2 separate regions of the Homo sapiens genome follow, and region 2 is linked to region 1. A link is a loop called in an ENCODE intact Hi-C map of the cell type or tissue named here. Cell type or tissue: A673. All regions are shown on one strand. Links, peaks and the distances in the headings refer to the core of each region. The heading gives the core; the rest is flanking DNA.

Evidence for each region. Hi-C counts contacts between places; a loop is a spot of excess contacts. Peaks named below come from ENCODE experiments on the same cell type or tissue, not always from the same donor. Only the 100,000 strongest peaks of a DNase experiment are listed, where the experiment ranks them.
Region 2: a loop joins it to region 1, with 6 times the contacts of the local background. A loop is called at or near these places in 12 of 110 quality-filtered maps.

Annotation. Positions count from the first base shown.
Region 1 is chr9:69,915,066-69,923,392 of GRCh38, reverse strand. No RefSeq gene overlaps it. Among named protein-coding and RNA genes, the nearest start is that of CFAP95, 98 kb to the right of the region's middle. In A673, for the core only: CTCF peaks have their summits at 3,539 and 3,738 (motif pointing right); a DNase peak (open chromatin) is centred at 3,752; H3K27me3 peaks cover 2,642 bases.
Region 2 is chr9:69,804,969-69,813,295 of GRCh38, reverse strand. No RefSeq gene overlaps it. Among named protein-coding and RNA genes, the nearest start is that of CFAP95-DT, 12 kb to the left of the region's middle. RefSeq lists an enhancer at 1,589-1,883. In A673, for the core only: a CTCF peak has its summit at 3,817 (motif pointing left); a DNase peak (open chromatin) is centred at 3,805; H3K27ac peaks cover 397 bases.

The DNA.
Region 1 (8,327 bases), core at 229-8,228:
CCAGGATGGTCTCGATCTCCTGACCTCGTGATCTGCCTGCCTTGGCCTCCCAAAGTGTTGGGATTACAGGCATGAGCCACCGCACCCAGCCTCTTTATTTATTTATTTATTTATTTATTTATTTATTTTTAGACAGAGTCTCGCTCTGTCGCCCAGGCTGGAGCGCAGGGGCACAATCTCGGCTCACTGCAACCTCTGCCTCCCGGATTCCTGCCATTTTCCTGCCTCAGCCTCCTGAGTAGCTGGCACTACAGGCGCCCTCCACCACGCCTGGCTAATTTTTTTGTATTTTTAGTAGTGATGGGGTTTCACCAAGTTAGCCAGGATGCTCTCGATCTCCTGACCTCATGATCCACCCGCCTCGGCTTCCCAAAGTGCTGGGATTATTTCTTCATTTGCTGTATGCCTTTAGGATCATTTCCAGAGGCTTTGAGTTAGTTTGCTTTTAATAATTTTCACCAGTTTCTCTGTGGAGCAAGCTGGCAGAGCTCCTCACACAGTAATGCAGGAAGTTCAGCAACCCTTCATTTTAATGGATTTATTCATTGCTAACTCACAGCAGAATGGCTATGGAGTATATGTCATTAATGCCTAACGGATTTGCAGCAACTAGTGGCATAGTATGGGATCTCCAACTAATAATAAAAAGATGCTTATGGTGAAATGGTGATTTGCTGTGGTGAGATCACAGGCACTAAGAGAAAACAACCCATAGAAGGTTTGGGTTTGTCAGTAATAGGATAGACACTATACAGTAACATAAATGATTAAACATCAGAAACTCAACCTATGGTATACAGGCTTTGAAGAAGCTGTAAACCAATTAGTCTTTTTATCTTTCAGTAACAGCCTGGAAAACTGGATTTTAATTCAAGCTCAGCTTGACTTCTGAGCTATGCAGAATAAGAGACGTTGGTGATATAAAATGGGAAAACAGTTGATTAAGTCTCATCTGAGTTTTAAAAGCTAAATGCTTGGAAATGCTCTAGTCATTTAAAATAATCACGTTTACATCTATCTTGATGAAAATGAGGTAATGCTGAAGCTCAGAATGATGCTCAGCTCTGGAAGGTATTTCATATTGTACAAAATCTTCCGAGAGGTGCTGAGCAGAGCAGCTGCTTAATCAGGAATATTAAGAACACAGAATTCTTTTGTTGCAATTGTACCTTTTCTTTTATTGATAGAGTAAACTCTGTAAAATATTTGAAGAGATTTATTCTGAGCCAAATATGAGTGACCATGTCCTGTGACACAGCCCTCAGGAGGTCCTGAGAACATGTGCCCAAGGTGGTTAGGATACAGCTTGGTTTTATATATTTTAGAGAGGCATGAGACATCAATCAAATACATTTAAGCACGACATTGGTTTGGTTCAGAAAGGTGGGACAACTCAAAGCGGGGGATTCCAGGCTATAGGTAAATTTGAACATTTTGTGGTTGACAATTGGTGGAGTTTATCTGAAGACCTGGGATTAATGGAAAGGAATGTTCAGGTTAAGATAAAGGATTGTGGGGACCAAGTTTTAGTGTGCAGAGGAATTTCTCAGCAGACTTTAGAGAGACAGTAGGTTGTAAAATGTTTCTTATGGGACTTAAAAGGGTGCCAGCCTCTTAGTTAATTATCTCCTGGATCTGGAAAGAAGGGAGGAAAACAAAGGGGGAAGGGGATTCTCCAGAGAATGTGGATTTTTCCCCACAAGAGACTTTGCAGGGCAACTTCAAGATATGGCAAGGAAATGTATTTTGGGGTTAAATATTTTTCCTCGTCTCATAACGTTATGCCAAAGTCAGACTGAAAAGTCAGTCACAATATATAGGGTCAAATAAAACCCATCTGACAAGAATTTATGGTTCATAGGGCATGACTCCCTAGACCCCTTAGGTAGGAATTTGAGCAAGAGAAAAATCAGAGCTTAGTCCTCACTTTGATGCTAAAATCTAAGAATCACCAATGAATTTTAAATTTAAAAAGGCTATGATTTCTAAAGATGTTTCAGGAGGAAGAGAAATGTAGTGTGCTCAAATACATATTCTTAGACTTTCAACACTAGGATTCTTTTCTCTCTCTTCATGTACTTAAAATCATTTCCATAATACTTTCATATCTTCTATGCAGAATATATGAGAACAGTAGGGGATCCCAGCATTTACTTCATTGGTTTAGAACTAAGATTTCTCACCCTGCTGCCTGTGGTTACTGAAAAGGCTCACTTTCCCCAGAGAATAACTCCCCCTGCATCTGTGTCCAGAGCCAGCATGAAATAGTATTAATCTAGATGGCTCCCATTTTGTAAATCACCTTTTGAAACTTTTTTGAATTTATAAACACCATATTAGTTTTCCTTGCACGTACAAATCAAGTAATAATGTCAATGAAGTCATATACATGCTTATTATGTACTAGAATCTGTTCTAAATGCTTCATGTATATTAATACATTAATCATCACAACTACCTATGAGGTATGTGAGGCACAAAGAGGTTAAGTAACTTTCTCAAGGTGACACAGCTGGCAAACGGCAGAGCTGAATAAGCATAGAGTGGTTCAAACAATAAAGTCACAATGGCTTTAGGGTCTCCCCCTCTCTCTCTCTTTCTCTCTCTATCCTTACTAGTTGTCCGTATTCACATACAGGCATATAAGGATCGTGTTACTACCGTGGGCAGATAAAAGTAATGCACCGAGTTGATCGCAAAAGATTTGCGTGGGCATCTTAGCACTGCGAGATGGGTTTAAGGCTGGGACAGCTGGACCAACAAAAATAGAACCAGATACTCAGATGTGTTTGGACATTTCTATTCAAAAGCAACTTTAAGTCATTTACCAGGAATGATCCAAAGTCATTTATACAGGAGCAATAAAAACAAAAATTTGAAACTCTACCCCAACACACATATCACTCCCCAACTCCATTCAAAGTCACCAATTTCCAGTTCAGAAAAACAATCAAACCCCAAAGCAGCTCTATTGGCACCAAGACCTAATCAAGAAGATTGGCTGTGCAAAGAAATGATCAATCATCTGTCAAGAATCAGTACTTATTAATGTGGGAAATATCATTTAATTGGCCATTTGGAGTTGCAGACCTGGCAGCACCTGGAATTATCCTTCATATAATTTAATTAACAATAAGCTCTTGAAGGAGCAAAAATCACATCTCACACATCTTTGTATATCTCTTCGTGTCTGACACACAGTAGGCAATCTAGAAATATTTATTAACTTGAGTTGATGCCCTAAATGCTATAAAACGTTAGAGAAGTACATCGTGTGCAATTTGTGATTATATTCACATTGAAGATCTCGACATTGCATAATTTGAGGAAATCACTTCCTCTCTCTGCACATATATTTTCTCATCAGGAAAATGAAGAATTGGATTGTAGGATCTCTCGGGATTTATTCTAGCTCTAAAAGCCTAAATTCAGATCAGCAGTCTATGTCCCAACATGGGGAAGATTGAATGTCAAGTTCATGTTCTTATTTGTCTTAAGATCTGAGTTAAATTTTATCTCTGAAGTAGAAGGTAGCAGGGATGTGGTGGCTGACTTATCAACAGTGAGATTTACACATTTTTTCTTATTACAAACCACAAGCCAGTCAATGAGGCAATGTCTATATATGTAGTGAAGAATGGAAACCCCTGAGCTGTGAACCCCTATCCTGTACAGTGTATGCTTTTTGGACCTCCAGTTAAAAAGAAAGGAGAAAACTCACATCCTCCAGTAGAGGGAGCCAGATTTAAACATTAACCAGACCACAGTTTATTCCGTGGCACTGTTTGCTGCATCTAGAAAGAGAAAACTTGTATTTTGATACAGAATCCTCATTTCTGGGTCTTACATAAGTAAAAACTGTTTATGAGACCAACACTAATTCTCCAAAAGCTTTTTCTCAGTAAGAGATATTTTTCTTTACCCTTCTCTATTTATTTCATCAGAAGTGGTAGCAGTTTTATTAAATGTTTTAGCCTGTGGTTATCTGAGTTCAAATTCAAATAAAACATACAGATCTCTGAAGGTGTTACTACAGCTTAGTTATTTCTTAAAGTGAGGATATTTTTATTAGTTCTTCATTGTGCACTGCTTACAGGTCAAGAGAAAAGTCCATTAAGAATAGCATTTTGGTTGAGACCAGCCTAGGCAAGATGGCGGAACCCCATCTCTACAAAAAGTAAAAAATTATGCCTGGGCGAGGTGGCTGACGCCTGTAATCCCAGCACTTTGAGAGGCCAAGGCAAGCAGATCACCTGAGGCCAGGAGTTCAAGACCAACCTGGCCAACACTGTGAAACCCCGTCTCCACTAAAATACAAAAATTAGCCGGGCGTGGTGGTGCACGCCTGTGGTCCCAGCTACTAGGGAGGTTTAAGTGGAGGGATCACTTGAGCCCAGGAGGCAGAGGTTACAGTGAGCCAATATCACACCCCTGCAATCCAGCCTGGGCAATCAGCAAGATCCCTGTCTTCAAAAAAAAAAAAGCATTTCGTGTTGATTATGAGAGAGAGAAAGCAGCTTATGGACTGTAGGCTTCATTCCCTTGTGTAGGGAAGTTTATACACTTTTAAATCATGAGGACTCATCTCTTGGGAACTCTTATGAGTTGAATTGTGTCCCCTATGTCCCCTCTAAAAGTCATATGTTGAAGTCCTAACCCCCAATGCCTCGAAATGTGGCCTTATTTGGAAATAGGGACTTGGAGATGTAACTGGTTAAGACGAGGTCATACAGAAGTGGGGAGGATCCCTAATCCAATGTGACTGGTGTCCTTATAACAAGGGGGAATTTGGGCACGGACACGCGCACAGGGAGAACGCCATGTGATGAGGAAGGCAGAGATCCGGGTGATGCCACACACCACCAAAGCTCAAGAGAGGCATGGAACAGAGTCTTCCTCACACCCTCAGCAGAAAAACCTGCTGACAGCTAGATCTCAAACTTCTGGCCTCCAGAACTGTGAGACAAATTTCTGTTGTTTAAGCTGCTTGGTTTGTGGCACTTTGTTACAGTAGCTGTAGCAAACTAAAACAGGAAGTTATTTCATTCTCTTGTAGTGTTTAGAATAAATGTATTCTTTCTAAACGTCATTTCCAGTTTCTTTTCGTTTTAATTTTTTAAACAAAAAAAACCTTTTAATATTTCAAAGAAATACAAAGGCATTGTAGAAGCTAGAAAATACAGATAAACAAGAATAAGAAAATGAAAATATCATGTTCCCACAAACCAGACAGTAGCCCTTTAAAAGCTTATTACACATCCTTTCAGGTCTTTTTTATATGTTTATAAACATAAATGATATTTTTGTCAAAATTCTATTGCACATAATGTTTTATATTCTGCTTTACTCACTGATGATCTACATCTTTCCACATCAGTAAATTTTCATTTTTCTCATACCTAGTCCATAGTCTAATAACTTCAATAGTCACAGAATTCTTTTACAATTGCTTTCTCCAAACAACAATGTGATCCAGGCTTCCTCTTCTAATCTAGCAGAATTCCTTTTTGTCCTTCTAAACCTCACTGACTTGTTAAATAAACTGGCCAATTGTCCTACATAATGTCCCATCTTCTCAATCTGTCTGGCTGTTTCCTTGTGGTACCATTTAGTTTACTGTTATATCCTTTGTGTTTCCTATAAACTACAAGAACTAACAGCTCAAGGTATTCAAGTTAAACGTTTAGCTAGACTACATCATAGGTGATATTACATAATCTCACATGAAACATTTTCAAGTGGTAGTCTGGTAAAATCCTCAAAATAGAATATTGTTAATTAGAATGTAATATAGACATTTACATATTATGTAAATTCATTTTCTCTAAGGCGGGAAGTAGTGAAAGATGTTTCCTGAATATGATCATATCCCATGCAATAGTAATCTCCTGAGTATACCTATTAATTTGCTTTCCACAAGGGAAGATGTGAAATATGTATTCCTAAACACAAATCAAAGTCACCTATTGAAGTTTTCTAAGAATTTCCAAAGATTTCCTTGACCTCATCCATTTTATTAACTTTCAATTCAGTCTACTTCAGCAATACGTCATTCATTTATTCATTCACTGATCAAATATTTATTGAGCATCTACCATATGTCATACTCTATCCTACCTACTGGGGATATGAAAGCAGAATGCTCATGTCCTCATGGAATTTATATGCCCCATTCTATTTATAAGTCAGAACTGGCTCAGCCTGAAATCTTAAACTTGGTTTACATGCTGTCTCATCACAGGCTCACATCCTCTTGGTTTTCTCACTTCCTCACTACTCTGAATCTCATAATTCCACCACACTAGGACCTACAGTCCCTTGGCCACTCTACATACCCGAGTTGACCCGGTTGTCCTTCTTATGGAGTTGGACCCATGGATGGTGAAGCACTTGAGCTACCCTCTGACAGCTCCAACTCTTCAGCACTTTATTCTACACAGCCTTGTCTGCAATGATCTTCTCACTACACTTACTCTTCGTTAGTAAACTCAGACCTCCCTTTGTATCTACCAAGAGAACTCTCATAGCTCCAGATCATCCTACTGGGCTTCATTCCCATTATGTCCAACTACCTGCTAGATGTCCCCACCTGGATGTTCCGAAGTTAACATATTCCAAATGGAACTCTTCTTCCTTCCCATTCCCAGTTTTCCTTCAGTGTTCTCTGTCATTATTCATGGTACCATTGATGTAATCATAGGCACCCACCGGGCCCCTCCCCATCTAATTAGTCACTGAGACCTGACCAGTCTCAGGCTCAAACATCTGTCTGCTGCTTTGTCTATGCTGCCGCCATCTCTCTTGTACTCTTATGGTAGCATCCTTGCTGTTCTTCCTACTTCCAGCCCTGTTCCCTTCAAGTATTCCTCTACACCACCTTTGAGTTATCTTTCTAATCATAGTTCTGTCGGGTTACTCAACTTCCTAAAGCTCATCACCTCCTGGATAAAGTCTTTTTTTCTTCACGGCCTTTCACAATGTGGCTCTTACCTTCATCTATGACCTCAGCTCCCCCTACTCCCTGCCACTCTCCCAAACTTCAGGAACTTTCCAAAAGGTACCCTGCCTCTGCCACCTTTCTCTAGCCATGACCTCTGTCTGCAATTCCCTCCTCATCCCTTCTTGTCCCCCTGTACCCACACCCACTTCCTTTTGGCCAAATATGTACTCTTTGTTTTTCATGTATTAACTCTAGTGCCCCTCTTTACTGAGAAGCCTTCTCTGATATTCCCCAAGAAACTGAAGCACATTTCTAGAATCCCCCTGCATCTTCACACATATGTATTATAACACTATCTAACATATTACAGTTTTCAGTTAGTAGGTCTATTTCCCATATAATCTATTGTTTTAGAGACAGGCCAATCCTTTCCTGGTGCCAGTCCTGGGTGTTTAATAAATACTTGTGGAACGAGGGAATAAACGGACAACATACTTTTCTAATAGCAACACAGCACTGCGAGGTCCTCAACTGTGAAAAGTGTTTACTATCCAAAACCCATTTGCGGACCATATTTAAATAAATGTCAAAAAGCACATTTGTTTTCTTTTGTTGTTTTTGTTGAGACAGAATCTCACTCTGTCGCCCAGGCTGGAGTGCAGTGTTGCCATCTCGGGTCACTGCAAGCTCCGCCTCCTGGGTTCACACCATTCTCCTGCCTCAGCCTCCCGAGTAGCTGGGACTACAGGTGCCTGCCACCATGCCTGGCTAATTCTTTTTTTTTTTTTTTTTTTTTTTTTGTATTTTTAGTAGAGACAGGGTTTCACCGTGTTAGCCAGGATGGTCTCAATCTCCTGATCTCATGATCCGCCTGCCTCGGCCTCCCAAAGTGCTGGGATTACAGGTGTGAGCTACCGCGTCCGGCCAAAAAGCACATTTGTTTTCTTTAATAAACTTTCTTTTCGAAGTATAATACACATATGGAAAAGTGAACAAATCGTAAGCTTACAGCCCAATAAATTTTTACAAAATGAACTACCACTTAGTCCAAGAAAAAGAGCAGTATCTCCCTGAAGCAGCCTTAGTGGCTCTCCCAGTCATACCTTCCAAAGATAATCACCGTTTCAACCTCTAACATTCTAGATTAGTTTCACCTTAAGTATATGCTTTGAATTTTTTTTTTTTTTTTTTTTTTTTTTTTTTTTTTTTTTTGGTGATGGGGTCTCACTCTGTCTTCCAGGCTGGAGTGCAGTGGCAAGATCTCAGCTCACTGCAACCTCCGGGCCCCCCCCCTCCCCCACCGGCTCAAGCGATTCTCCTGCCTCAGCTTCTTGAACAGCTGGGGTTACAGGCGCCTGCCACCACGCCCGGCTAATTTTTTCGTATT
Region 2 (8,327 bases), core at 175-8,174, 110 kb after region 1:
CTGTTCAAAGAAGACCCAAAGCAGAACTGTTAGTTCATTTACCTTCAAGTGCCTTTTGCTTTTTTCTAATCTAAACTCCCACACATGGAATGTAGCAGTGCCTCCACAATTCCCAGAAAGTTTCTAAGCACCTGCATGTGGCGTCCTGTCCAAGGTCAATTTGACTGTCAGAATTTATTGTCATCAAGCCCTTCAGCAAGTTGTGCACCTTATCACTATGGCTCCACAAATAGTTTTATTTGAGTGATATAGTCCTAAATCACCTAAATCTGAGAGTAATAAAAAGCAGTTTCAAAGATTCACACAGTAATTTCATTAAGGTTTCTAGATAAAACACGATGGCCATGAGGTGGTTTGGGAGAAAAAACAGTTGTCACTTCTGTTTGCCTTTCATTTCCTGCCCATGTTCCTTTTTGAACTGAAGGATAAGCTGTATAGCTGACCTAAGGGTTTCTTACCATGAGTCTCTGAGGCTACCAGGAAACTGACCCTATTCTGGCTCTGCAGTGTTAAATTTAAGAGTATGTATACTTGGACCAGAACAGAATCCAGTAGTCTGGAGAGACCAAAGGTGATAAATGAGGACTGTTCACACCTAGGTTTACTGTACTGTATTGTATTGCCCCTTGTAATCATTTTTTGTGTTGTATTGAGAGATTGAATATACAAATGAAAAATGACCAGACCACACATAAAAGGAGAACTCTGACCCACAGCCTGTAACAACCGGCCCTGGAACTCAACCAGCCCAGGAAGCCAGCCTGCTATAAGTCAGACTTGTGGAAAGTCAGACTACTATCTCCATTGACAGTCTTGAAAGCCAAACGATGGTTCCTAGAATAATCAACCCCAAATGGCCAGGACTTTGAGGTAGGAGATTAGCAGGACTTGTCCTCTAAGCACCAGTCATGACCCTGCTGATAAAACAAGATGTAGCAAAGAAACTGACCCAAAACTGCCAGGACTAGGAACTATAACACATTTGCATAAGACACTCCCACCAGTGCTTTGACAGTTTACAAATGATGCCATGGTAATGAACCAGAAGTTGCCTTATATGGTTCTTGGAACTTGTCGTCCCTTTTCCAGAAAGTTTGTAAATAATTCGCCCTTTATTTAACATACAATTAAGAGTGGGTATAAGTACAGTTAACCAGGAATTCACAAGTGCTAGTCTGGTCCACTCTAACTATAGGGTAGCCCTGCTGTGTCTATGGCGCAGGCATTTACGTGTACACTGTTTCTCTAATAAACTTGCTTTCTTTCCCTGTTGGCTTACTCTTGAATTCTTTCCTGAGAAAAGCCAAGAACCTTCCCAGGTGAAGCCTCAATTTGGGGGTACACCTGCATCAGCCTAGTGACCATGAAGGGATGAAGGAACAAACAATACAAACAAGACAAACAAGACAAGGACTCATTACAGGTGGGAGCTGTAAGTCTATAGGGCTTTAATGCTATGGAGCTGTGCAGCAGTAGCCAAAGCATCCTTTCAGAGCCATTATGTTTCCTGGTGACTAACAGGCTGAGGGAACCTGAGGGAAATCTTCACCCATAACCCAAATTAAAACTGATCGGCACCAACTGGCTTCCACGGATGGCTGAGTCTCTCTTTTGTTCCCCATTGATATCGACCTTTCTGGGTGAATGAGGAAGTGGAAACAGGACCTCTGGCTTGATAATTTGTTATCCCCTGTCATTTAGGTGGCCCAGAAGGGAGCATGACTGGCATGTTTTTGTTGCTCTTTCTCTCAGACCTTTCTCTTTTGCGTCTCTAACGGCCAGCCATTTTACTTTTACACCAATTTCATTATCGCATTTGTGGTCTTTGCTTTGGCTATGGGAACAATTGTTTATTTTGAGAGGTTTTCGCATTGTACTGATTGTGGAACACCAGAGTCACATTGTTCTGTGGCCCCAGTTATGTTAGGTCTTGGGTCTTTGTGGTTCACTGTTGGCCAACCCTCACATGCCCCAGGGTTTTTGGCATTTGGGAAAGGGACCCTCGTTGGCCAATGCTCCAGGTTTTTTGGCAGTAGGCACCCTTTTAACGTTGTTTGCCTTTGTCATACTGCTCATTTCAGTAAACACTTTCTTTGCTTTTTGTAGAATTCAGACTATGAGAATCCCATTACCCTCTCCTTCTATATTTTCCTTGTTAAAACACCTCTTTTGTCATAGTCCACTTACTGGTAGAAGCAGTCACCACTCCACTGCCCAGTCATATCTCAAAATTCACTTTTGTCATGCCCTGCTAACTGTATTTATGCCCCCTTTGCAAGAATTGGTGAAAATTCCCCTACTGACCTTTCTTGAGGAAAAGGGAGGTGGGAATCTGAAAGGGAAAATAAGTGGGCTCTCGCTAGACTTAGAAAAGTTTCTGCATCTAGTACAGATCCTTGCTAAACATGGGGACGACAACCAAGCATCCCAAGGGACTCGCTGCTAGGATGCCTTTTAGGCAATTGGAACAAATTCCAATCAGACAGCACAAAGTGAAAGAAACTCTTTTTCTATTGCAACACCATTTGGGTTCAATACAAATTGGGAGACCAAGAAATCTGGCCTAAAATGATATTATTTATAACTGGACTTATTCTGTAAAAAAGGAAGGAAAGTAGGGAGAGGTTCTTTATGTACCGGCTTTCTTTTTTTTTTTTTTTGAGACGGAGTCTCGCTCTGTCGCCCAGGCTGGAGTGCAGTGGCGCGATCTCGGCTCACTGCAAGCTCCACCTCCCGTGTTCACGCCATTCTCCTGCCTCAGCCTCACGAGTAGCTGGGACTACAGGCGCCCGCTACCACGCCCGGCTAATTTTTTGTATTTTCAGTAGAGACGGGGTTTCACCCTGTTAGCCAGGATAGTCTCAATCTCCTGACCTCGTGATCCGCCCGCCTCGGCCTCCCGAAGTGCTGGGATTACAGGCGTGTATGTACCGGCTTTTATGGCCCCTTACCAGGATCCGGACTTAAGGGACAACTGTAGGATTCGTGTGGCTCATCTCACTTCCAGGCACAAAGAAGCCACACCAGATATCCCAGATAATGCCCTCCCAGTGACTCCTCTCAGAAGGCCCGTGCCTCCTCCCCAGTGCCGAGCCTCCTCAGTTCCCCAATTCTGAAGTGGCTCCCATCCAAGGTTACCAAACACCCTTCTCCCTTATCCAACTAAACCCAGCCTGTAACCACTGCTGCCCAAGGAAGTAAGTCCAACCAATACCACCAAGAGTAGGTCCCCATATCAGCCCCTAAAACTGAGCCTGTGTCCATTTTGAGAGGTAGCTGATGGAGATGTGGGGACAACCAGTATATGTGCCTTTTTCTAAGTCTGATTTGACTTTACGCAAAGAGAAATTTGGTGAGTTTTCAGAGGACTCAGGGAAGTTTGTAGAATAGTTTGTTAAGTTGACCATGTCCTTTGACTTAACTTGACATGAGTTACAAATATTATTGTCCACCTGTACTCTACTTTAGAGGAGAAAAAGGGTTCTGGGAACTGCCTGTGAATATGCAGATGGAGTGGCTGCTCATAACTAAGGCCATGCCATTTATCGTGTGAGGGGAGATCCAGTTCCAGATCTGGACCTTCTGTGGTATTACCAGAGGGCTTCCCAAGACCTCAAATGCTAAATCACATGGTAGCTCGTTTAATTGAAGGTATGAAAAAGTATGTGGTTAAGCCACTCAATCATGAAAAGGTTAGAGAAGTAACTCAGGGGAAGGACAAAAATCCTGCTCTGTTTTAGGGCTGTTTGGTTGAGGCCCTCAGGAAATATACAAATGCAGACCCAGACTCCCCGGAAGGGCGCCATCTCCTGGGTATAAATCTTATTACTCAGCTTGCTCGTGACATTAGGAGGAAGCTGCAAAAGGCAAAAATGGGACCTCAAACCCCTATGAGCCAACACGTAAAGATGGCCTTTGGAGTTTACAATAGAGACAGGGTAGAAGAGGCGGAGAAAAACAAAAGAAATAACCAAAAAGCACAATTGTCCGTGGCTGCCTCAAGCCCCTTGCCACCTGAAGGTTACCCATTCCGACTAAGTGTAATGAGATCAGCATCTGGGATGCCCAGATGAGAGCCCTCAACTTGCTGGCCCTTGGGCCAGAATCAGCACACCTTCTGTAATCAAGAGTAGCACTGGAAAAGAGACTACCCCAGGCTCCCAAGAGAGCCTGGGCCACCCAAACCCATAACGGCCAAGACAACAGAGGCTGACAGGGCCCAAGGTTCTCTTCAGCTCCCACAGGATACCTTACCATCTCCACAGAGGAGCCCCCGGTAACCCTTGATGTGGCAGGCTGAGCAATGAAAAATAATTAAGCTTTTCCACAACTCCTCACATTTGGGATGGGATTCTCTATTCAAATTGGTTTCCCAAATATTCCTGGGGAAGGGACTATTCCAGGCTGCAAAAGGATCTCCAGGGCCTGTGAACTCTGTGCTCATAATAGCCCAGAAAGCCACCCCATGCCCCAACCCCTGCTCAAACCTACGTTAACACCAAGAAATATAACCTAGGGAAGACTTGCAAATAGATTTCACCCAGATGCCATTTGCTAGCACTTGTAGACATATTCACCAGGTAGATAGAAACTTTCCCTACAAGGACAGAAAAAGCACTGGAAGTGTGCAATTTCTTACTTCAATCATTCCAAGGTTTGGATTACCAAAAAGTTTGCAAAGTAATAACAAACCTTCATTCACAGCTAGGGTGACCCAGCCTTAGGCTTCCTCAGCCTCAGGCATTACCTATCATCTTCACTCCTCATGGAGGCCTCAATCCTCATATAAAGTAGAAAAAGCCAACCCTGTTTCAAAAAGGATATTAACGAAGCTCCGTCAGGAGACCTTGGAGGCCTGTGTTTCTCTCCTACCTATAGTTCTCTTGCACATAAGCATGGCTCCAAAGGGAACATTAAAACTTAGCTCATTTGAAACGATGTATGGGAGGCCCTTTTTAACTTCAGACCTCCTGTTTTATGAGGAGACACATAGAATACTCACCCATATTATCAACTCAGGTCAGGTTCAAAAGGCCCTTCAAGATTATGGAAATAAAGTATTGTTATTCTCCACAAAGGAAAAGAATAGCATCCCTGTTCAACCAGAAGACTTAGTCTTACTAAAAACTTGGAAAGAAGGATCCTCTGAGGATCAATTACAACTGAAATGGAAGGGCCCCTATCAGATGTTGTTGAGTACCCCACTGTTGTGAAACTTAAGGTAGTCACTAGCTGGATACACCTGCCCAGGATTAAACCTGTTTCTTATGAGTCTCTGGAGACACAGGAGGAGGACACCATGACCTATACTTATGAACCCCTAGAAGACCTAAAGCTGTTGTTTCGCAGGCCGGGCACGGTGGCTCATACCTGTAATCGCAGCACTTTGGGAGGCCGAGGTGGGCAGATCACCAGGTCAGGAGATCGAGACCATCCTGGCTAACACAGTGAGACCCCGTCTCTACTAAAAATACAAAAAATTAGCCGGACGTGGTGATGGGCGCCTGTAGTCCCAGCTACTCAGGAGGCTGAGGCAGGAGAATGGTGTGAACCTGGGAGGCAGAGCTTGCAGTGAGCCGAGATCACGCCACTGCACTCCAGCCTGGGAGACAGTGCAAGACTCCGTCAAAAAAAAAAAAAGTTGTTGTTTGTTGTTTCACAAACACATAGATAAGTAGCATGGCAAGGAGGAGTATGTGCAGTAATAAACCACACCTGTTCTTATGTTAACAATTCAGGGTTAGTTGAATTGCAAATTCAAAAGATTTACCAACAGACTACCTAGTTACATAATTTTAATAACTTTAGTAACCCCACCACTCAAAACATCTGGGACTCTGTCAAAGGATACCTACCAAGTGTAATGTGGATTTGTTTAACCTTTCCTAGGCCCTTTACTAGCTATCTTATTACTAATCTTTGGCCCTGGCTTATTTAACCTCTGTAAAGTTTGTGCTTTCTAGATTACAACAATTCCATGTGAGTGTGATATTGGCACAGGACTTCCAACCCATCCCATCTTCTAACTGAAAAAATAAGAAATCCTGCCTTTGGGTCCCTTAATTCAGGCATCTAGAGATTTTTCGGGTTTTTTTTGAGACAGAATCTCACTCTGTCGCCCAGGCTGGAGTGCAATGGTGTGATGTTGGCTCACTGCAACCTCTGCTTCCTGGGTTCAAAAGATTCTCCTGCCTCAGCCTCCTGAGTAGCTGGGATTACAGGCACATGCCACCATGCCCAGCTAATTATTATACTTGTAGTAGAGACAGGGTTTCACCATGTTGGCCAGGCTGGTCTCAAACTCCTGGCATTAAGTGATCTGCCCGCCTTGGCCTCCCAAACTGCTGGGATTACAGGCATGAGCCACCACACTCAGCCTCTAGAGATTTTTTTACTTCTCCAATGCTAGGCCGGGCCTACACTCGTAAAATCAGCAGGAAGCAGTTTGAGGAGATGGACTCCACCCTTCAATAACCCGTAAAGATTAAGGAGGAGTATATAATCTGTGAGGGGGAAATGAGGTGGGAGATCAGCAGATCAACTTGTTTTCCAAGCACTGGTCGCCACCCTGGTGATTAAAACAGGACGCAGCAAAGAAACTGGCCAAAACTAGCTAGAGTACACTGTTGCTTTAATAAATTTGCCTTCTTTCACTATCAGCTCACTCTTGAATTCTTTCCTCAGTGAAACCAAGAATCCTCCTGGGCTAAGCCCCAATTTTGGGGTTCACCTGCATCAACTTGATTAACTGAGTTTCCCTAATTTTTGTCCCCAGTATGCCTACAGCTTTCCCATACCCAGAGTTATAATGTGTTTGCATAAGACACTCCCACTAGCACCGTGACAGTTTATAAATGAGGCTGTGGCAATGACCCAGAAGTTACCTTATGTGGTTCTGGGAACTCCTCACCTCTTTTCCAGACAGTTTGTGAATAACCTATCCCTTTTTAGCACATAATTAAGAGCGGGTATAAATAGCCACCAATCCACAAGTGCTACTCTGGGCCACTCTGCCTATAGGGTAGCCCTGCTCTGTCTATGGAGCAGTCATTTTCTGTTCACTGTGGCTCTAGTACATTTGCTTTCTTTCACTGTCAGCTTACTTTTCAATTCCTTCCTGAGTGAAACCAAGAACCCCCCTGGGCTGAGCTCCAATTTTGGGGTTTGCCATCATCAACTTGATAATTGGCTGACAGTTTCGTAATTTTTGTCCCCAGCATGTCTACAGCTTCCCCATGCCAAAACCCTCCAATCCAAGCATGCTTGAAGTCTTCCCTTTTTTGCAGTCCTGTGCCTGCCTTTGAGTTCTCTGCCAAAATGCAACTGACAGTGGCTGACTCCTTTGCTACAGCAAGCTTGTTCTAAACAGCTTTTGCTTGTTCTCATTTGGTTGGTCTTCAATTACTTCCATGGTATAAAGCTAAGTTTAATGGGTGCTCCTGGCTCCAATGAGGTGGTCCCTAGAACATACTCAGACTAGCCTACTTAGAGAACTAATCCAGGATTGGGTGTAAGTATAGATGTAAAGAGAAAGACCATTTAGTCCCCAGAAGGACCGATTATGGCCTTTACTCAGATGTTATCATCTGTAACTATGCACCCTGTAGTGAAGATTTTAGAAGAATAAACCTCTATCTGTCCTGAATGATGTTGTTGATCTTTATAATGTACATCACAACTGTGTTGATTTCCTTTTATATCCTTTAGATAAATAAACCCTGTTTGATCTACCCAAGGAGTATGTGTCCAGTGTTTCCACCATTCTGAGCTTACAACTGGCATTGGTCAATACTATGGTCATGCACTTTCCACTTTTCAGTTCGGATAGGTAGGGATTATATATTTTGGGGATGAATATAGAGACTTTTTCTTCTGTCCATGGGTAAAATTTATAAATAGATGACTGCTTATGGTAGTATTTGTTAACCTGGGGCCAGGTATCATTTAGGGGAGAAAGGGCATTCTAGGCAGAGAGAGCAGCATTAGAAAAGGCAAGGAGGCAGGAAGGCACAGAGCAAGGTGATGCATCTCACAGGCCTCTGCAACACGGCATATTGTTCACATCTAATTTGAAATGCAAGCTTTCGTCTTCTACAGGCAGAGGAATTAATGGAAGAAAAGACTGAAGCAAACAGCTGTGCCCTAAGGGGAGCCTTCTTAAGACCGCTTATTTCTAGGTTCTCTTGCACTAAGGAGGGCAAGCGACATCATAGGCTTAGCTTAGCCCCAAGACATTGCCTTCTGGATGTTGTTCTCCTTCATTCGCACTGCACAAGGACCACAGTCACATTTGACTCTTAAGTGGGAATTTGACACAATCAAAATGT